2 separate regions of the Homo sapiens genome follow, and region 2 is linked to region 1. The links are chromatin loops, found by intact Hi-C in ENCODE. Cell type or tissue: OCI-LY7. All regions are shown on one strand. Each heading gives the region's core, and the rest is flanking DNA. Links, peaks and the distances in the headings are about the cores only.

What was found. Hi-C counts contacts between places; a loop is a spot of excess contacts. Peaks named below come from ENCODE experiments on the same cell type or tissue, not always from the same donor. Only the 100,000 strongest peaks of a DNase experiment are listed, where the experiment ranks them.
Region 2: a loop joins it to region 1, with 10 times the contacts of the local background. A loop is called at or near these places in 11 of 110 quality-filtered maps.

The regions. Positions count from the first base shown.
Region 1 is chr4:40,144,141-40,155,518 of GRCh38, forward strand. It overlaps N4BP2 (NEDD4 binding protein 2), which reads left to right. Exons shown (of 18, transcript NM_018177.6): 16 at 492-660; 17 at 8,640-8,763; 18 at 10,052-11,378. The coding sequence ends at 10,097. Among named protein-coding and RNA genes, the nearest start is that of RHOH, 47 kb to the right of the region's middle. RefSeq lists an enhancer at 3,451-4,232. In OCI-LY7, for the core only: a CTCF peak has its summit at 5,932 (motif pointing right); DNase peaks (open chromatin) are centred at 5,941 and 7,221; H3K27ac peaks cover 974 bases.
Region 2 is chr4:40,713,078-40,724,455 of GRCh38, forward strand. No RefSeq gene overlaps it. Among named protein-coding and RNA genes, the nearest start is that of NSUN7, 31 kb to the right of the region's middle. In OCI-LY7, for the core only: a CTCF peak has its summit at 6,157; a DNase peak (open chromatin) is centred at 6,124.

The sequences.
Region 1 (11,378 bases), core at 2,202-10,201:
AGGAGAACATCTGCCTGTTTGTCTTAGCCAGCCTCCAGCTGCCCACATGGTTGGTGCCTGCCCGCATGGAGGGGAGGTCTTCTTTCTGTCCACTGACATGCAGGGCAATCTTCTCTGGAAACACCCTCACAGAGACACCCAGAAACAATGCTTCACCAGCCATCTAGGTATCCCTCAGTCCAGTCAAATTGATACCTAAAATTAACTGTCACATGTGAGGATCGTGTTTAGTTAAGTTTCCCACTTTTACGACTTTTGGTTCAGAAAATGTTAGAAAGAATGACTCAGTAGTTTAAGGACTACATTATTAAGTCACTGAAATTTACCTAAATTTTGGTGCATTCTTATATATTAAACTCATTGCATTATTTAAGATTTTAGGTTTATTATTCCCTTTTTCCCCCTTCCTTTTATTTGGGGCACTATTAACTTCCTCATCACCCAAGTAGCAAACAGCAAAACTGTCCCTTGGTGATATGTTTATGATTTAGGGTACTCTTCATGAGCAGAAGATGAAAGAAGCCAATCACCTTGCTGCCATAGAGATCTTTGAGAAAGTCAATGCTTCGCTGCTGCCACAGAATGTTTTAGACCTCCATGGGCTGCATGTGGATGAAGCTCTAGAACATTTGATGAGAGTTTTAGAGAAGAAGACTGAAGGTAGGACTGTGGTAATCACAAGTTTTCAATAGAATATATGTCTTTGCTTATATTGGTATAGCTTGCAAATTCAGGAGAGTCTGAATATGCAGGCTGAGAATATCTGTGTAACATCTGTAAATGTTTATGTTATTCATTCTTCAAGAGAACCTTCTTGGGAAAGGATCCTCATTGGTATGATGATTAACATTTTCTTCATTTGTATTCCTGTGCTGTATTTATTAACGGGAGGGCATGGTGTAATCTGCGAATCCTCTCTGTGACTTATAAATGAGACCTTTCAGGAATATTACATATCTTTGTCCAATAGACATTTATTAAACTTAATTGATATTTCTTGGATTTCAATTTTTCAGTAGATGCTTGATAAAATACAGAAGTAAATAAGGTGATAGGATTCTCCCACTCCAGTAGTTTTTTTGTTTGTTTGTTTCTTTTTCTGAGACATAATCTCACTCTGTTGCCCAGGCTGGAGTGCAGTGGTGCCATCTCGGTTCACTGCAACCTCTGTCTCCTGGGTTCAAGCCATTCTCGTGCCTCAGCCTCCCGAGTAGCTGGGATTACAGGCGGGTGTCACCAAGCCTAGCTAGTTTTTGTATTTTTAGTGGAGACAGGGTTTTACCATGTTGGCCAGGCTGGTCTTGAACTCCTGGCCTCAAGCAATCCACCTGCCTTGGCTTCCCAAAGTGAGCTACTGCTCCTAGCCTGACCCCAGTTGTTTTTAAATTGAATTTTGGAAATCTTGTAGAAAATCTAGAAAACAGTAAAGATTAGAAAAGAGAAACTTTAAGAGCCGTTTAAATTATTATTTAATCCAGAGAGAAGAAAACTCTTCAAGTATATAGAAGTGTTATGAAAGAATATTCTTTCTATAGAGGATGAATTAATAGTGTTTTACTCAATAAATATTTGATTATCTTCTGTATTCTAGGCATCAAGGATAAGGTGGTGAAAAAGACACACAATCCTTGTCTTTATTGGAGTTTATTGTCTAGTGGGGTATACCATCTAGTAGGATAGATAACAGTGAAAAAATAGTTACATAAGTAATTAGCATTGTGATAAGAAAATACAAGTTGTGGCCGGGTGCGGTGGCTCATGCCTGTAATCCCAGCACTTCGGAGGCCGAGGTGGGCGGATCACCTGAGGTCTGGAGTTCGAGACCAGCCTGGCCAACATGGTGAAACCCCGTCTCTACTAAAAATACAAAAATTAGCCAGGCATGGTGGCATGCACCTGTAATCCCAGCCACTTGGGAGGCTGAGGCAGGGAGAATTACTTGAACCCTGGAGGCGGAGGTTGCAGTGAGCCAAGATCACGCCACTGCCCTCCAGCCTGGGTGACAGAGCGAGACTCTTTCTCAAAAATAAATAAATAAATAAATAAATAAAATAAAATAAAATAAGAAAATACAAGTTGTATTTAGGATAAATTCTAAAATCCCTACATAATATCTCTTGCTTACCTCTCCAGTCTCACCCTGTGTTTTTTTCTCCTTTTCTGTATATTTAACTACACTGTCAGTCTTGACCCCCATACTAGTTAGGCCCCCTGTTAATAACTTCTCACAGTACTCCTACCTCTCACAGTGTTTATAAAAAGCTTATTGTATAATTGGTTATTAAATACCTGTCTTTTTGGCCAAGAATTGAGCCAGTGATGATCATGTTTTTTCTTCAACACTCAAAAAAGTTTTTGAATAAATGACTAAATAATGGTAGTTATTACTCTTATTTTTTTGACAAATAAGATTGTTTATATTGAAAGTATGCAATGTGATGATTTGATAAATGTACACATTGTAAAGTGATTACCACAATGAAGTACTTTAGCACATACATCACCTATTGTTACCATTTTGTGTGTGGGGGATGAGAACACCTATGACTTACTCTCATAGCAAATTTCAAGTATATGATATAGTGCTATTAAATATTATTACCATGCTACACATTAGCTCAGCAGAATGTATTCTTTTTAAGCTTGTACCCTTTGACCAGCATTTCATTTCCTCCTCTCTATTCTGGCCCCTGGCAACTACCATTCTATTATGTTTCTATGTGTTTGGCTTTTTTTTTTTTTTTTTTTTTCCCCAGGTAATGTTTTTATTTTTATTTTTTTATTTTTTTTATTGATCATTCTTGGGTGTTTCTCGCAGAGGGGGATTTGGCAGGGTCATAGGACAATAGTGGAGGGAAGGTCAGCAGATAAACAAGTGAACAAAGGTCTCTGGTTTTCCTAGGCAGAGGACCCTGCGGCCTTCCGCAGTGTTTGTGTCCCTGGGTACTTGAGATTAGGGATTGGTGATGACTCTTAACGAGCATGCTGCCTTCAAGCATCTGTTTAACAAAGCACATCTTGCACCGCCCTTAATCCATTTAACCCTGAGTGGACACAGCACATGTTTCAGAGAGCACAGGGTTGGGGGTAAGGTCATAGATCAACAGGATCCCAAGGCAGAAGAATTTTTCTTAGTACAGAACAAAATGAAAAGTCTCCCACGTCTACTTCTTTCTACACAGACACAGCGACCATCCGATTTCTCAATCTTTTCCCCCACCTTTTCCCCTTTTCTATTCCACAAAACCGCCATTGTCATCATGGCACGTTCTCAATGAGCTGTTGGGTACACCTCCCAGACGGGGTGGTGGCCGGGCAGAGGGGCTCCTCACTTCCCAGAAGGGGCGGCCGGGCAGAGGCGCCCCCCACCTCCCGGACGGGGCGGCTGGCCGGGCAGAGGCGCCCCCCACCTCCCTCCCGGACATGGCGGCTGGCCGGGTGGGGGCTGACCCCCCCACCTCCCTCCCGGACGGGGCGGCTGGCCGGGCGGGGGCTGACCCCCCACCTCCCTCCCAGACGGGGCGGCTGGCCGGGTGGGGGCTGACCCCCCACCTCCCTCCCAGACGGGGCGGCTGGCCCTCACTTCCCAGACGGGGTGGCTGCCGGGCGGAGGGGCTTCTCACTTCTCAGATGGGGCGGCTGCTGGGCGGAGGGGCTCCTCACTTCTCAGACGGGGCAGCCAGGCAGAGACGCTCCTCACCTCCCAGACGGGGTCGCGGCCAGGCAGAGGCGCTCCTCACATCCCAGACGGGGCGGCGGGGCAGAGGCGCTCCCCACATTTCAGACGATGGGCGGCCGGGCAGAGACGCTCCTCACTTCCTAGATGGGATGGCAGCCGGGAAGAGGCGCTCCTCACTTCCCAGACTGGGCAGCCAGGCAGAGGGGCTCCTCACATCCCAGACGGGGTGGCGGCCGGGCAGAGGCTGCAATCTCCGGCACTTTGGGAGGCCAGGGCAGGCGGCTGGGAGGTGGAGGTTGTAGCGAGCCGAGATCACGCCACTGCATTCCAGCCTGGGCACCAATGAGCACTGAGTGAACGAGACTCCGTCTGCAATCCCGGCACCTCGGGAGGCCGAGGCTGGCAGATCACTCGCGGTTAGGAGCTGGAGAGCAGCCTGGCCAATACAGCGAAACCCTGTCTCCACCAAAAAAATAAGAAAACCAGTCACGCATGGCGGCGCGCGCCTGCAATCGCAGGCACTGGGCAGGCGGAGGCAGGAGAATCAGGCAGGGAGGTTGCAGTGAGCCGAGATGGCAGCAGTACAGTCCAGCTTCGGCTCGGCATCAGAGGGAGACCGTGGAAAGAGAGGGAGAGGGAGACTGTGGGGAGAGGGAGAGGGGGAGGGGGAGGGGGAGAGGGAGTTCGGCTTTTTTAGGTTCCACATGTAAGTGAGATCATACAGGATTTGTCTTTCTGTGTCTGGCTTATTTCACTTAGTATAATGCCCTCCAGCCACATCTGTATTGTTGCAAATGGCAGGATTTTCCCCTTTTAAAAAATTTTTAATTAAATTTTTATTTTTATTTAAAAGAAATAGGAGGTCTCAGTGTGTTGCTTAGACTGGTCTCGAACTTCTGGGCTCAAGTGATCCTCCCACCTTGGCCTTCCAAAGTGCTGAGATTGCAGATGTGAGCCACCATGCCTGGCCTGAGCCACTGTGCCTGGTCCCCTTTTTATTGTTGAATAATATTCCATTGTGTCTATATCACATTTTTTTATCAATTTATCCATCGATGGACAATTAGGTTGTTTCACCCAGCCTGGATGACAGAGTGAGACTCTCTAAGAAAAAAAAAATTGAAAAATCGAAAAACAGAAAAATGAAATGGAAAGTAATCAGTATTGTTAAGGATGTGGATAAATTGGAGCCCTCATATATTGCTAGTGTAGCCACTGTGAAAAATTTCACTAGTTCTTTGAAAGGTTAAACATATAATTAACCGTATGACCCAGTAATTCTGCCCCTAACTATGTACCCAAGAGAAATAAAAACACAATATGTCTTTACGGAAACTTGCATATGAATGTCTGCAACAGCCAAAAGGTGGTGGTAACCTAAAAGTTCATTAACTGATGAATAGAGAAACAAAATGTGGTAAATCTATACAATGAAATTTAATTTAGCCATGTAGAGAAATGGCGGACCTTGTAAACATTATTCTTTGTGAAAGATGAAGGCAGATAAAAAGCCATATGTTGTATGATTTCATTTTTACCAAATGTTCTGAGTATGTAAATCTAGAGAGACAAAAATTTGATTAGTGGTTGCTGGGACTGGAATGGCAAGAATATGAGCAGTGACTGCTATGAGGCACAGAATTTCTTTGTGAAATGATGGAATGTTCTGGAATTAGTGGTGGTGGTTGCACAACATGATGAATATGCTAAAAACCGCTTAATTGCATATTTTAAAATGGTTAGTTTTATGTTAATTTTATCTCAATTAAAAAAATTGTAAGAAGAGAAAAAGAGGCCAGGCTCAGTGGCTCATGCCTGTAATCCCAGCACTTTGGGAGGCCGAGGCTGGCGGATCACGAGGTCAGGAGATCAAGACCATCCTGGCTAACACAGTGAAACCCCGTCTCTACTAAAAATACAAAAAAAAATTAGCTGGGCATGGTGGCGGGCACCTGTAGTCCCAGCTACTTGGGAGGCTGAGGCAGGAGAATGGTGTGAACCAGGGAGGCGAAGCTTGCAATGAGCCGAGATCGAGCCACTGCACTCCAGCCTGGGTGACAGAGCGAGACTCCATCTCAAAAAGAAAAAAAAAAAAAAAAGAAAGAAAAGAAAAAAGAGCTAAGTAATTTGCCCAAGGTAATACTTGGTCAAGATCCAAGATGCAGATCTTTTCTGGAAGCCAAGGCCCATCTCTAGTGCATGCTGCCACCTGTGGTAGTCTGTAGTTACTGTCAGTCACCACCAGGTGGCAGTATTGTTGAATAGAAATGAATCCAGTGGAAGATTTGTGGCTCTGACCTGCATTGCCTTTTGACATAAGATTAAGGAGTGTTAAAATCGGAGATGAATTTTTTAAAAAAGAGAGACATCTGGACCTTATGTCCCTTCTGGTTGAAATATACACTGCTACGTACGAATCATTTTTGCCTCCAAATCAAACTAGGAGCAGATCAAACCTTTAGAACTGACTACCATTTTATAGGGATTTACAGGGGACAGAGGAACATGTTAAACAACACCATGGGGATACAGTCAGCAAAATTCAGATTGTGAAAATCTAGGATAGGCTGGGTGTGATGGCTCATGCCTGTAATTCCAGCACTTTGGAAGGCCGAGGCAGTCAGATCACTTGAGGTCAGGAGTTTGAGACCAGCCTGGCCAACATGGTGAAACCACGTCTCCACTAATAATATACAAAAATATTAGCTGGGCATGATGTCTCAGGCCTGTAATCCCAGCCACTCTGGAAACTGAGGCAGAAGAATCGCTTGAACCCAGGAGTCAGAGGCTGCAGTGAACCGAGATCATCCCACTGCACTTCAACCTGGGCAACAGAGTGAGACTCTGTCTCAGGGGGAAAAAAAAAAAAGAGGAAGTCTAGGATAAATGATCCAATTTTTTTCAATAAATTGTAAAGAAAAACACCAGGGGAGGGGAAACCTTGTTACTTAAGAAATATATCAATCAAATAGAATGTATAGACTTATTTCAATCTTGATGCCAACAAATTACTGTAAAAACATATTTTTGAGATAATTGGGGGAAATTTTGGAAACTAATGATATTAAGGGACTTTTATTAATTTTATAAGATATGATGGTGCCATTGTAGTTATGCTTTTTAAAGGAGTCCTTATCTTTTATGAGGTATGTACTGAAATATTTGCAGTTGAAGTATCTGGAGTGTGCTGAAAAATGAGTTAAACAGTCCTTTCTAAGGCGTTAAACAGCAAGAACAGCCTGTATTTGGGAAACGAAACATATACATTACTTCATGCAACAAACATCCTTTGAACTCTTACTTGAGGCATGTGAATCAACTAGAGAATATTTTCAGAGCAATAAGTGAACTATTAGCAGGTGATAATCGTATAAATGACTGACCTAAGTGATAAGGGGAGCCATAGTGAAGAGTGTGAGTTATGATTAGAGATTTAGTTGGGCTTTTTTTGTAAGTAAACTTTTTCTTTTTGAGATGGGAGTCTGGCTCTGTTGCCCAGGCTGGCAGTTGGTTGTGACCTTGGTTCACTGCACCCTCCACCTCCCAGGTGCAACCCATCCTCCTACCTCAGCTTCCCAAGTAGCTGGGACTACAGGTGCGCCTCGCCATGCCCTGCTAATTTTTGTATTTTCAGTAGAGATGGGGTTTTGCCGTGTTGCCCAGGCTGGTCTTGAACTCCTGAGCTCAAGTGGTCCACCTTCCTTAGCCTCCCAAAGTGCTGAGATTACAGGCATGAGCCACTGTCCCTGGCCAATGTAAAACTTTTATGCGTAATATAACATATGTAAAGAACAGTGCCCAAAATTATAGGTATATAGTGCAAAAACTTTGTAAAAAGTTCGTAAAAAGGTTTTACACTATATACCTAGAATTTTGTGCACTGTGAATACCTTTGTGAAGCTAGCACTCAGTTGAATTTTGAGCAACATATTGCTTGAAGTAATGGATGTGGATTAGAGATGGAGATCATAGACAAGGAATTAGAAATGCAAGAGCAACATATTCTTTTAAAATTCCAGGCTGAATATCATCTTGGAGATATGATACTTGAAAAACCATTTGTTTGTATTCTATTAGGAGTATTAGGACAATTTAATAAGCAGACCGTGGAATGTTTATATTTTGTGTGTTTTAAATTTATTAATTCATCTCATTAATAGTTTTTTTGTTGTTTTTGTTATTCTGCTACAGCTTTTATTAGTTTTCAGGATTTATATCCTTGATTTTCACAAGGTCATTTCCAAAATGGAACTTCAGTATTTTAGGAGGCTCAGACTCCTTTGATGTTTTAAGAACTATCTATCAGGAAAAGTTTGTTAACAATTGATTATCTTTAATAGTAAGACTGCAATCCAGCTGTGACTAGTGGATTTGCTAATAGCTATTACTGGAAGATAATCTATAAACTAGTTGCTATCATTATCCCTTTTTCCTGATGAGAAAATAGGCACAAAAGAAGCTAAGTAACTTGTCCATGGTCACACAGTCATTTAGTGGCAGAGCTATGATTCAGAACAAAGCTTGATGGCTTTAGAATATTTAATTAACAGGGTTGTTGTGAAGATTCTTAGTTAATAAATATAAGCCACTTAAAGCAGTACTTGACTCCTTTTGTATAGTAATTGTTAGGTATCATTAATGGTATTATTGCCATTATCATTATTTCAGGGAGAACTTCTGGTAGTGCACAGAAATCTCTTCCCCCATAAAGGAAGAAGTCCCACCAAATCTTTTGATGGATAGATTACAATGAGGCTATGTGTTTTAAAACATACATCTTAAAACATTAATTTGGGGGCTTTTTGAGATAGCAAATCTGTCTTACTATTACAGTTTTGAGATGGCAAACCCCAAAATCCTCATGAAAACAATTTCATGTGCTTGAGTAGCTAAGGTTTACGTTTTCTATTGAGAATGTAAGATAAATGAATTTTAACTCCCCTGATTTCTGTTGTAACAGAATTTAAGCAGAACGGTGGGAAGCCCTATTTGTCTGTGATTACGGGGAGAGGAAACCACAGCCAGGGAGGAGTTGCTCGCATCAAACCAGCTGTCATTAAGTACCTCATAAGCCATAGCTTCAGGTGAGTGTAGATTTCTGTTATTAATAATGGCAACTGCCCATATAGATCTTTATCAGATATTTCTGTGAGTATAGATTTCTGTTATTGATAATAGCAATAGCCCTAATATAGCTAGGTAAATAAACACTAATAGCGTACTCAGAACAATCTGTTAAAATAGTTAACTAAATTTAATCATCTGATTTCAGCCACAGATTCATGCTTAAATTATGATATAACTTTCCCTGCTGGATTTATGTTGTCTGGTAAACCAGAAATAAGGAAAAATGTGTTTGTTGCCAATAATCATCTGATAAAACTTTCTATCATAAATTTAAAGTTCTAAAAGAAAGTAAATATATTTGTTTCTTTGATAATATGCAAAATAATTAGGTAATATGTATCATACTTTAAGATTTGCTATTATTCTTTTGAAAGGAAATCAGTATTTGTGGATTTTGGATGGAATTGGGTGGCTTCTATTGAAATATAGTTATAATTTAGGTACGTTTAAACTTTAGCAGAAATGTTCAGTTAATATGAATTTATTTGTGTTTTCATAAGTTAAATGCCATTAATGACCTGTGTTGACAAACATGAAATGTTCTTTTTCATTAAGTGATAATTATTTAATAACAGAAAATGACAAGAAAGTCAAAGATGAAATATCTGTTGATGGATAGATTTCCTGCAGATGTGTATCATTAACTCCTACCCACCAATTTCAGTGTAGCATATTTATTTTATGCCATGTAATAAGATGTTATTTGGCTACATTATCGAAAATGATAGCATAAGTTATGAGCATAAAACAGGTGACATCAGGGTTATTTTTATAAAAGGAGTAGTTAGACCAGAACATTATGTTGAGATTAATTATCTATTTTAGAGACTAGTCTTCCTTTAAATTCTCTCCGGATAGAGTTGAAAGCATTGCATGGCCAGATTAATCAGACTTACCTGATATATCAGAGATTTCTTCTTGGTGCTTTCATGATGCACCAAGGACTTTATTCTTCCTACAGCATACTCTTTTTCATAAAGGTAAAATTCAGGCCTCACAGGTTTTGACAAATCTTAAGTTATACTAAGTCAAGAGCAACCTCCAGCTTTAAGATTGTATTTGTTTTGACCGTAGATAAAAGGAACACAAACCTAGATGTTGGTCTTGGATATTGACTTAATAAGGGTCAATACTTTGGTAGTAAATATTATATTAAGCGTAGGTACTTGGAATTGATTACAAGGTATATTCCTTAGCTAATTTGAAATTTTCATCTTTAAAATAACTCTTTTCTCATTTCTGCAGGTTCTCTGAAATTAAACCAGGGTGCTTGAAAGTCATGCTAAAGTAAAATAAACATCCTTGAATTAGAAGTATGAAGGTTTGTAGGTTAAAATTACTTTTATTTGCAGTAATTCAGTCAATTCTACCCTAAAGATGTGTTTTATTATAAATAATATTCAATTATGAAACAAAAAAATTATGATGTTTTTCAAAATGCAAGTGAGGTTTGATTTTTTACTGAATCAAATGCAAATGTTACCTGTTAAAGATATTACAGAGAAATTTTATTGATTACAAAATATGTAAGAAAATTATCAGCTACAGTTTTAAAGTTTAAAATGCTCTGATTGTTTCTCAGAAAAGGTTACCTTTGTATTAATTGTTGTATGACATTTAGTAATGTCCTAAAAGTCTTTTGTGAGAGGTATTTAAAGTGCTTTGAGACCTGATTCATGCCCCCCAAAGGGTGGTATTAAAAGAGGAAAAAGGACATAGTAGTGGTAGTAAAGAAAAAAAGGAGATCTAACAAAAACACTTGAATATTTTTTATTTTCAAAACTAAACACATAAAATGCTTTTATTTTGCCATATCCTACAGGAAGGAAGACATGCTTTTGCCCTTTCTTCTGCTTTGTATATGACCTTGATCTTTTACCTTTTGTTCTGTTCTTCTGTGTGCATTTTATGGAAAGAAAGTTGGGTCTGAGATTATATTGTAATTTTATACTTTCTATAGACAGAAAGGTTTTCAGAGAAAAAGAAATGGTTAAATATCTTCCAGATGTTGCTGCCTTATCGAAATGCTTCTAGAACTGTCTGTATAAGTCGTATTTCAGACAGTACTAAATACTTATATTTTATTTTTGAGGCATGTAATTTTAAAACTGCAGTAGGTTAAAATTCTATTAAACAAATATAGAAAATATTTTGTTTATAATTGGCCTGGTGTGGTGGCCCACGCCTGTAATCCCAGCACTTTGGGAGGCCGAGGTAGGTGGATCGCCTGAGGTCAGAAGTTCAAGACCAGCCTGGCCAACATGGTGAATCCCCGTCTCTATTAAAAATACAAAAATTAGCTGGGTGTGGTGGCGTGTGCCTGTAATCCCAGCTACTTGGGAGGCTGAGGCAGGAGAACCGCTTAAACCTGGGAGGTGGAGGTTGCAGTGACCCGAGATCGAGATCACACCACTGCACTCAGCCTGGGTGACAGAGCAAGACTCCGTCTCCAAAAAAAAAAAAGAAAAAAAAGAGAAAATATTTTGGTTATAATCATAAGAAGAATCCTTACAATTTAAAATATTTTCACTTTTATTTTGAAAAAGAGCCAACTTTCTCAAAGGAAGCTGTC
Region 2 (11,378 bases), core at 1,515-9,514, 570 kb after region 1:
CCTGGGTTCAAGCGATTCTCCTGCCTCAGGCTGCCGAGTAGCTGGGACTACAGGCACGTGCCACCATGACCAGCCAATTTTTGTATTTCACCACGTTGGCCAGGCTTGTCTCAAACTCCTGACCTCAAGTCGTCCACCCACCTCGGTCTCCCAAAGTGCTAAGATTACAGGCATGAGCCACTACACCCAGCCACCTAGCTCACTTTAAACATGCAGAGTTGGAGGGAGGCAGGGAATGCAAAAAATAAAAAATAAAACATGCTCAGAACACTTATATTAGCCTAAACTTGGACAAAATCATCTAACACAATGCCTGTTTTATAATAAAGTGCTAAATATCTCATGTAATTTATTGAATACTGTATTGAAAGGGAAAAACAGAATAACTGTGTATTATCATAAAGTCAAAAATTATAAGTCGAGCCATCATAAGTCAGGGGCCATCTATAGTTTTCCTTATATTCTTATTCCTGATCAGGAATGGCCACTGAATTCTATCAAATAACTTTTTAGCATTTATTTATATGCTTATATTTTTCTTTTTGATTATTGATGCAATAGATTAAGTAATAGGTTATTTGATAATAAACCATTATTGTATTTCTGAAATAAATCCTGTTTGTTCATAGCATATTATGCTTTTGCTACATAGTTAGACCTTGCTAATATTTTATTTTGAATTTTTACATCTATACTCATAAGTGAGATCTTTATAGTTTTATGTTGTTGTCTTAGTTTGGTGCTGCTATAACAATATATTGGAGACTGGGTAATTTACAAAGAACAGAAATTTATTTCTCACAGTTCTGGAAGTTAGGAAGTCTAAAATCAAGGCACTGGTAGGCTCAGGTGTCTGATGAAGCTGCATCCTGGGAGGGAGCTGTGTCCTCACATGGCAGAGGAGTTCAGGAGCAATCTAGCTAAATGCTGAGTGAAGTCCTTTGCATAAGGACCTTAGTCCTATTAATGAGGGAGGAGCCCGCATGACCTAGTCATTAATACTATCATGTTGGCAACACCTTAATTTTGGAGGGGACACATCAAACTGTGGCAGGTCTTATATTTTTCCGGTTTTGGTATTCAAGTTTACTGTTTTACAAAATGAATTAGAAGAGTTTCTTCTGGAATGGTAAATATTGTAATTATCTCTTCTTTTAAAGTCAGATAGACTCAGCTGGAAAGCCATATGGTTTTGGTGGCCTTTTTTGATAGATTTCCAATCACCTTCTCAGTCTCTTCTATAGTAATTGGCCTATTCACATTTTTTTCTTCTTTTGGGGGTCAGTTTTACTCACTTTTTTTTTTTTAACCCAGGAACTCATTCATTTCCTCTGTTTTCAAACTGCTGCCATAGAACTGCATGAAGTGACCTCTAACAACTCCTTTCATCTTTCCTATGTCTGTGAATATGACTTCTTTCTCTTTCCTCATTTTGCCTCTTGCTACTCCTGTCAGTGAGCATAAGGTGGGAGGAGGGGAGGGGTACCTATTTCACTGATGTTTTCAAAAAACAGATTTTAGATTTATTTGTCCTATCATTTTGGTTTTTAAAATTTAATTGGTTTCCACTTTCGCCATTATTAATTACCTCTTCCTTGTTTGTTTGGTTATTTTTTCTTTTTCTCACTTCTAATCTCTTAAAATGGATTGCTCATTCTTTTAATTTTTTTAATTCTCTAATGATGGTTAAGTCTATGATAAACTTTTTAATTTTTTATTTGTTTATTTATTTTTGAGACAGGGTCTCACTCTGTCTCCCAGGCTGGAGTACAGTGGCATGATCACAGCTCACTGCAGCCTGGACCTCCCACGGTCCAAGTGATCCTTCTGCCTCAGCCTCCTGAATCGCTGTGATTACAGGTGCCTGCCACCATGCCAGTCTAATTTTTGTATTTTTAGTAGAGAAGGAGTTTCGCCATGTTGGCCAGGCTGGTCTCGAACTCTTGACCTCAGGTAATCTGCCTGCCTTGTCCTCCCAAAGTGCTGGGATTAGCGACTTGAGCCACCACACCTGGCCCATGATAAATTTTTCTTCTTCTTATTTTTGTAAATAAAATTTAAGTGGCCGGGCATGGTGGCTCATGCCTGTAATCCCAGCACTTTGGGAGGCCCAGGTGGGCGGATCATTCAGTGGATCACTTTGTCAGGAGTTCGAGACCTGCCTGGCCAACATGGCAAAAAACCTGCCTCTACTAAAAATACAAAAATTAGCCTGACCTGGTGGTGCACGCCTGTACTCCCAGCTACTCAGGAGGCTGAGGCAGGAGAATCACTCAAACCCGGGAGGCAGAGGTTGTGGTGAGCCGAGATCACACCACTGCACTCCAGCCTGGGTGACAGAGCTAGATTCTTGTCTCAAAAAAAAATAAAAATATATAATTTAAACGTTGTAAATTTATTTAAATAATTTTGCATCCTTACATAATATTCCTTATCTTGTTTTGTGCTTTCAGTCTTAATTTAATTTTGGTTTGTTTGTTTGTTTGTTTTTTGAGACAGAGCCTCACTCTGTCTCCCAGGCTGGAGTGCAGTGGTGCAATCTCTGCTCGCTGCAACTTCCACCTCCTGGGTTCAAGTGATTCTCCTGCCTCAGCCTCCCAAGTAGCTGGGATTACAGGTGCCTGCCACCACGCCTGCCTAATTTTTGTATTTTTAGTAGAGATGGGGTTTCACCATGTTGGCCAGGCTGGTCTTGAACTCCTGACCTCCAGTGATCCACCTGCCTCGGCCTCCCAAAGTGCAGGGATTACAGGCGTGCAGGTGCCTGGTCACCTGCAATTTTTCATTCCATTCATGGTTACTCCCCTTTCCCCAGTCCCAAATTGAAGATGGTTTGATTTACAATTTTTTGACTTTACCGTGGGATGAAAGCCATACAAATTCAGTAGAAATTGTAATTCAAGAACCCATAGGGGCTGGGCGCGGTGGCTCAAGCCTATAATCCCAACACTTTGGGAGGCCAAGGTGGGCAGATCACGAGGTCAGGAGATCGAGACCATTGTGGCTAACACGGTGAAACCCTGTCTCTACTAAAAATACAAAAAATTAGCTGGGAGTGGTGGTGGTTGCCTGTAATCCCAACTACTCGGGAGGCTGAGGCAGAAGAATGGCTTGAACCCAGGATGCGGAGCTTGCAGTGAGCTGAGATCCACCACTGCACTCCAGCCTGGGTGACAGAGCGAGACTCTGTCTCAAAAAAAAAAAAAAAAAAGAACCCATATGACCATTCTGTTTTCACTTTCAGTACAGTATTCAATAAATTCCATGAGATATTCAACACTTTATTATATAATAGGCTTTGTGTTACATGATTTTGCCCCACTGAAGGCTAATGTAAGTGTTCTGAGCATGTTTAAGGTAGGCTAGGCTAAGCTATGATGTTTGGTAGTCAGGTGTATTAAATACATTTCAACTTAGGATATTTTCAACTTACAATGATTTTATTGGGATGTAACCCCATTATAAGTTGAGGAGATTTGTATATATCTCTAGCATTATTTGTAAATCAGTCAATCCCTGAGACGCAGTGTTTTCCCCACCACAATGTTCTAATCCAGCTCTACCGCACCCCAACTCTCCTCTACCTCACAGTTAAGATTTTTATATAACATTTGTCCTCATTCTCCTTTTCTACTGTTCTCCTCTTGTTCATGAAACATCTGGAACACCTCCTCTTCCCTCCTCTAAAGACTTCAATAACCAGAGGACCTATTGCCTCTTGGTTTCATTTTAAAAATCTCCTATATAAAGCAACCAATAAGTCCAATCTTACCTATTTCATGGTTTGGTTGGAGCCTAAAGTGAGGAAATGTCTGTGCAAGCACCTTGTGATCTGTAAAAAAGGTATACACACATTAGGGCCAGGCGCGGTGGCTCACACCTGTAATCCCAGCACTTTGGGAGGCCGAAGCAGGTGGATCACCTGAGGTCAGGAGTCCGAGACCAGCCTGATCAACATGGAGAAACCCCATCTCTACTAAAAATACAAAATTAGCTGGGCATGGTGGTGTGTGCGTGTAATCCCAGCTACTTGGGACGCTGAAACAGGAGAATCGCTTGAACCTGGGAGGCGGAGGTTGCGGTGAGTCAAATTCTCCTAGAAGAGAGAGATATATACATGCTAGAGATATATACAAATCACGCCATTACACTCCACCCTGGGCAACAAAGTGAAACTCCATCTCATTAAAAAAAAAAAAAAAAAAAAAAAAAAAAAGGTATACACACATTAGGAAGAGAGGGTTTGTAGAGAGGACATGGTGTGCTGAATATGAAGTTTAACCTTTAAAGAATTTCTAGTAGGCATTACACTATGAAAAAACAAAGGAAATTGGCCCATGACTGTGTTTATTACAATGCTGATAATCACATTGTTTGCTGAATGTTACTATAGTACTATATAACAAAATCTAAGCACTTTGCAAAGTCCTCTATAATTTCAGCCTATTTCTTACCAAATTCTCTTAAGAAGCCCAGGATCAAGTGAACAGCCTTATTTACAGCAATCAACCACAACATTTCAAACTTAAATCATTGCATTTTAGAGCTTAAAAAAGGGTTCTAAAGAACTTTAATAACATGGACATTGTCATGATTATTATAATAACTATTATTTGTTGAGTGCTGATTGTGTCCTAAGAATGATGCTAAGGGTTTCACATATATTATCTCACTAAAGCCTTAAAATAACACTAATTGTCACTTGCTTAAAGTCATCCAGCTAATACCTGAAATAGGTTTAAAACCCTAGTCTGCTTGACTCTCAAGACTGGAATCTTGTCCTCCCTCCCCATTTTTGCCGATGAGAAAATAGACAAGCCTAGAAAGATTATATGAGTTGTCCAACATCATACAGCTATTAAGTAGCAGAACCAGAACTAAAATCTAGGCCAGGCACAGAGGCTCATACCTGTAATCCCAGCACTATGGGAGGCTACAGTGCAAGGATTGCTTGAGTCTAGCAGTTTGAGACCACCATGGGCAACACAGTGAGACCCCCTCTCTACAAAAAATTAAAAAAATTAGCTAGGCATGGTGGCATGTGCCTGTAGTACCATAAAGTAAAAAAAAAAAAAAAAAAAAAAAAAAAGAAAAGAAAAAAAAAAAGAAAGACTACATCTCCTATTCTTAAGCCCAGATTCTCTCCTTTATATAACACAGCCTGTTGGAGAACTAAGCACAGGGCACAAAATTTATTCAGTACTTAACAAAAGAAACATAGAAATAAAAACCTGAACTTCACATTCAGAAAACTAGTGATTACTGATTTTTAGTCTATTTTGCAGTCAACAGCAAAATATATTCAGTAGCCAGGATGGGAATTGGGAAAGCAGCATTAAGGCATTAAATAGGGTACATATTCATGGATCCTGGTCCCAAACTCAGTGAAGTGAACCATGATCTGTGAAAGTGGTTAGTAATCAAATGTTCCTATGGCATAGATACAGTAGAGGAATCCATGGAAGAACATAGAAAGCCTTGGAGCTAAGAAGCATGAAAGATGATTTAAAGGGGAGAGAGCTGTCCTGGATTGTTCATGGAGCAGAAACAGTCTCCCCAGATCTCTCCAAAGGGCTCTTCCCATGCCTTTGCTTTGTACCTTTGAATCTCCTGCACCTGGATGGCAGGGGGCCAAGAGGCCAGGGGAGTGTCTCAGGCCTGGGTGTTTTCAGGGCTGACCTAAACGTTCATCTCTGGAAAGCAGCAGGTGCCTTGTCAATCTCCCTAAGCCCTAGGAGAATGTAGAACAATGGCCTCCTCAGTCCCAGCAGTCAGCGCCAGCTCTCCTCAAGGCTACCTCCCTTCCATTTAAGTCCCTTTTTATTGAAGTCAGTTGAATGCTCTCTTATCCGCATTAAAGGGGCTTGGGCTGCTTGAAGCTACAATTAGATTTTTATGCCACCTGGGCATAGAAGGCTCACTTCATTTCCAATGTCTCACCATTTCAGTAGGTTTTTATTTTGAAGTTCACAATTAATTTTTGGTCAGCAAAGTATGAGATGAAAGGAAAACTAGACTGGTACACAAAATACTACCTGTGTTACACAGGGAGTCCAGGGCAAAAGACATTGTGACTCCTAACCAATCGTGAGAGGTATGCTCACAAGTGTATCAGCTCAAACCACTGTAATTGTTCCTACAACTCCCCTTGCTGGCCAATGTGAAGAGCGACACAAGAAAAATGAACACTTCTCAGTCTGTTACCTCTTCATCTTCCCTCATATCCAAATACCCCAAGAATGGAAAAAACAAGGGGGAAATGGTAAGGAAAAAAACCTAGCGTGAGGGGACTAAAATGGATAGCCTTTGTTTTCTCTGTTTTTGAGGGGCAGGGGGGTGTCAGCTATTCCAGTGGGAAATGCAATGAGATAATTATTTTGCTGAAGAAAAATGCCCTCCCCGGTGTAAAAACTGCATGCTATTCACCTTCATATACCTCATAAGAAATAACAGAAGTTACGTGGGCAAGAGTTATACCCAAAGCACCAGGGAGTCTAGATTTGTCAAAGCCATGACCTCTAGCTAATCACAGGGTAGTAGGAGAAAGTGAATTATATTTGTTAAATCTGGCAGTAATCATGATGAATTGCAAATTCCGAGTATCATCAATTTGGTTATCTCACTGAAATGACATTTTTAATTCAGTAGGAAAATTCCTGTTACATATATTTATTGAGAAATTAAAACATGACACTATACCCGATTCATTTAAATCTGATGGAAAGGTGACATCGGGAATATAGTCTATTAAATACACAAATTTCTGACAGGAACGTGCATTAGAGTGTTTTGGGAGACATAAGTAGCTATCAGCTATAAAAACTCATTGTCACTTGAAATTAGAGTAATAGTTCCTGTGCCCTGGAGCCTCATAACAGCAGATTTGTTCTTTCGTGTAGTTCTCCCATTATTAGTAGCCTCATCACTAGGTCACCTTCTGATCAAACCTTATGAACAAATTCTGTATAATCCAGAAGTGATTTTCCTCCCATTGGTTAAACTACTCTGAGAAAATAAGCTTCTTTGAAAGCCATTTTGAGGTTTTGCATTAACTCTGAAATTCCCTATTTAGTTAGTACTTTATGCTTTTCTAATAATTCATAAAATAATGTCCTCATGGCAATTATGTTTGGTGTTGATGAGCCAGAGTGATTGTATTACAGAATATCCATGATTTTTCATTGGATATTCTGTTAGCTATGATAATCCATGATTATTCATTGGACATTCAGTTAGCTAATGCAGAGGAAAAGATTTTCAAGTATCAGATCATTCCAATAAATTTTAAAAGTCTGCCTATCCTTGTTTCTGCTCATTGATCTTGCGTGTCTAACAATTATTCTGAGTTCTCTCAATGATGCTGGACATCGACATCTTTCAGGCATGACATCTAAAACAAGGACAATGATGTGGTGTTTGATGGTCAGGCCAAGCTAGAACATTGTGCAAGACTGAGGGGCTTGCAGTTGGATGCCACATTCTAAAAGGGACGTTGCCAAATGGGAGGGCCAAGTTGCAAAAATGAGGCCAGGATAGTAAGGGGACTCAAAGCATGTGATACCAGGAAAACGTGACTCCTCTGCCTTCTTGCATATCACCTTCTCCCACCTTCACCTCCTTCCCTTTACAGTTTAAGTTCCATGGTCCATTACTGCAACTACTCTTTTGCAAAAAACTCTGTCATCCTTGCTGCGTTTCATTCTTCCATTACAGGTGCCAGGCAAAAAGACCGACTCCAGATCAAACCACCTATCCGTTTCTCTGCTAAGATCCCCAGGCTGCTGACTTTGCAAGAAGAAATCTTACAAATGTACACATCAATTGCACTGTAAACTAATAGTCTCCATCCTTAACTGGTTCCTCAAAACGACATGGTAGTCATTTAGTATTTTCCTAGGTGGCTCTCTCTCCTTTGCACAGTGCTTCACAGAATTCAACGTTTTCACTTTCCTCAAAATCTGACGCCTGCCTTCCTCCCCAACAGAGAAGATAATGCTATTAAGGAACTCCTTCACCTTCTCACCCTAACCAGTGGTATGAGTAAATGCCTGATAACTGGCTCTCCAGATGTCAGGGTATGGGGAAGTACTGATGTATAGTATTTACTAATTTCCATGATGTAAATATCCCCACTGTGGCTGAATTCCAGCTGTTAATGTGAGGTTAACCAATTAGCAAAATTGCTGAAAATTTAACAATTGGCTCCTGTGAGCTTGTAGGAGCTGGTTCCAGCACCCACTGCATACAACTCAGAAACTTAAATGGATCCAAGGCATCCTATCCTCCTTCCCACATCTGTTACAATAGGAGAGAGGTCTCTCCTATTCTCCTCCTATCTAAAGCAAATGATCTGCCTTCTATGGTATCTTGTTCTATCAATTAAAATCCTTTTTTCTTGTATCTTCTACTTCCCCCTAACCTCTTTTTTTTTTTTTTTTTTTTTTTTTACAGAGCCTGGCTCTGTCGCCCAGGCCGGAGTGCAGTGGCACAATCTCAGCTCACTGCAAAGTTCGCCTTCCAGGTTCAAGTGATTCTCGTGTCTCAGCCTCCCAAGTAGCTGGGATTACAGGTGCCTGCCACCATGCCCGGCTAATTTTTGTATTTTTAGTAGAGACGGGTTTTCACCATGTTGGCCAAGCTGGTCTCGAACTCCTGACCTCAAGTGATCCGCTCGCCTCGGCCTCCTGAAGTGCTGGGATTACAGGTGTGACTCACCATGCCTGGCCCTGAACCTCCCCCTTTTTTACTGACTGACTTCTTTTTCTCATTTAAACTTAGTTAACCCTGTCCCACCTTTTCTATTTGTTTGTTTTAAGAACCAACTCTATTTGACTCCACATTTCCCTCTGGTTATGTCACAGATCTACTTCATAAAAGAATGGTTTCCACTGCCTGACTTACTCATCTGCTTACTGAAATCTGGGTTTCCACTGAAATCTCCTAAGTTACTAACAACTTCCTTGTTACTAAATTCAATAGCAAATTTCAGTCCTTGCTCTACTGACCTCTCTTTAGCAGCTGACACATTTGACCACTTCTTTCCTTGGCCTCTGTGACTCGATGATCCTACGATTCTCCTCATTCCTCTTGGCCTCACCTCTGTTTCCTTTTCTGGCTCCTCCCTTCTGTCTTTCTCTGACTTGTTAGTGTTTCCCCATGGTTCTACCAAAAGATAAGAGATCCCTTCTCTTTTCATTCTACTTTCCCTGGATCTGATCTCCTCCCATGGCTACAATTACCATCCCCAGGTGGATGACTAGTGATGGTTCCAGGCCAAGTCTTTGCATCTAGTAGGCATATTTGTTTGAATATCTTTGGAAGTATCATGATCGTAACATTTCTAAACTGAAAGCTCCCCAAATCGCCTCCCTTTCTGTGCTCCTGGAACAGTGAAGGGCCCCAAGTTGCCCATGCCAGAACCTTGATTCCTTTTCTCTGATACCTCATTCCAATTAATCACTAAGTCCTGCTGATTCAACTTCACATCTCTTACTCCTGTCTACCTCTCATCATCCTCAGGGTTACCACCCTGGTTCAGGCACACTACCTCTCACCAAGGTTATCCTTCCTGGTCTCCTAACCGGTCTTTCCACTTCCAGCCTTGCCTCACCCCAATCCATCCTACATTCTGCAGTGATGTCTCAAAAACGCAAATGTGATCATGTCATTTGCCTCTTCAACAGCTTCTGATGGTTCCCCTTTGTTTTGTCACATGAGTGGTCTGACCCTCATCTGCCTCTTCCTGCTCCCCACCGCATTTCCACTGATCTAAACTTTTTTCAGTTCCCTAAGCATACCATGTGCTGTTTCATCTGTGGGCCTTTAACTATACTGTTTACTTTGCCAAGAACACCATAATTTACTTCCTGGTGAATAGAGACAGGAAGTAAATTATATTCATAATCTCTCTTACCGTAACTTACTGCTTCTTAGACATTACTTACTGCTTCTTAGAAATTACTTCCTGCATAAGTGCCGCTGACCCAGCCCCCTCCACCTCCTGCAATGTTTGTTTAACTTGTCTGTCTCCCTGATAAACACTAACCTCCATAAGGACTGGGACCTTGTCTATTCTCTTCACCCCTGTATCCCCATTGATTTAAATCAATAACTCCATCCTCATTCTACCCCCTGCAGCCCCTGGCAATCAATCACCAATTTACTGTCTCTATGGAATTCAACCTCCCTCAGCAAGTTGCCAGTGGGAAATACTGAGCCTAGACCTACTATTAACTTTTAAAATAAGAATATTGAGTTAGTAATTAAGTGCCAATTATTAAACTTTTTTGTGCCTTATTTCCTTAACTTTGAAAGGATGCCTACTCATTCAAGGGCCCAAGCCAGATGACCTGCAGGGGTTTTTTTTGGTTTTGTTTTTTTTCTTTTTTGAGATTGTGTTTCGCTCTTGTTGCCCAGAGTGCAATGGTGTGATCTCGGCTCACCGCAAACTCTGCCTCCTGGGTTCAAATGATTCTCCTGCCTCAGCCTCCAGAGTAGCTGGAATTACAGGCACATGCCACCACGCTCGGCTGATTTTGTATTTTTAGTAGAGACAGGGTTTTTCCATGTTGGTCAGGCTGGTCTCGAACTCCTAACCTCAGATGATCCACCTGCCTCGGCCTCCCAAAGTGCTGGGATTACAGGCATGAGCCGCCGAACCCAGCCTGACCTGTAGTTTTAATTGCTTGACAGTCATATAAAACTTTGCCTTATTCAGCTTCTCATTTATGGTTCTGGTCAATTCATAGAATTTCCACTTACAGGAATGTCAGTTTCTGTGGCAGGAAGCAAAACCTCTCAGTATGCTCTGAGGAACCTTCCATGACTGCCATGACCAGTTCCTCAAGTCCCTGCCTTCCAGCCTACACTCTTCCCTATTCTCTAAATATGAGTTTCTTCCACTCTGATTTCAAGGAACTTGGATTATGGCAAGTCAACTTTTGAGACAGGGTCTCACTCTGTCACTCAGTCTGGAGTGCAGTGGCACAATCTTGGCTCACTGCGATCTCCAGTTCCAGGACTCAAGCCAGCCTTCCACTTCAGCCTCCTGAATAGCTGGGACCACAGGCACGCACCACCGGACCCAGCTAATTTTTCTGTATTTGTAGAAATGGGGTTTCACCATATCACCCAGGCTGGTCTTGAACTCCTGAGCTCAAGTGATCCTCCCGCCTCGGCCTCCCAAAGTGCTGGGATTACAGATGTCAGCCACTGTGCCAGGGGCAAGTCAACATTTTAAAACCTGTCTTACTTAAAAAAAAAATTTTTTTTAAATAAATGAATAAATAGGCCAGGTGTGGTGGCTCACGCTTCTAATTCCAGCACTTTGGGAGGCTGAAGTGGGTGGATCATCTGAGGTCAGGAGTTTGAGACCAGCC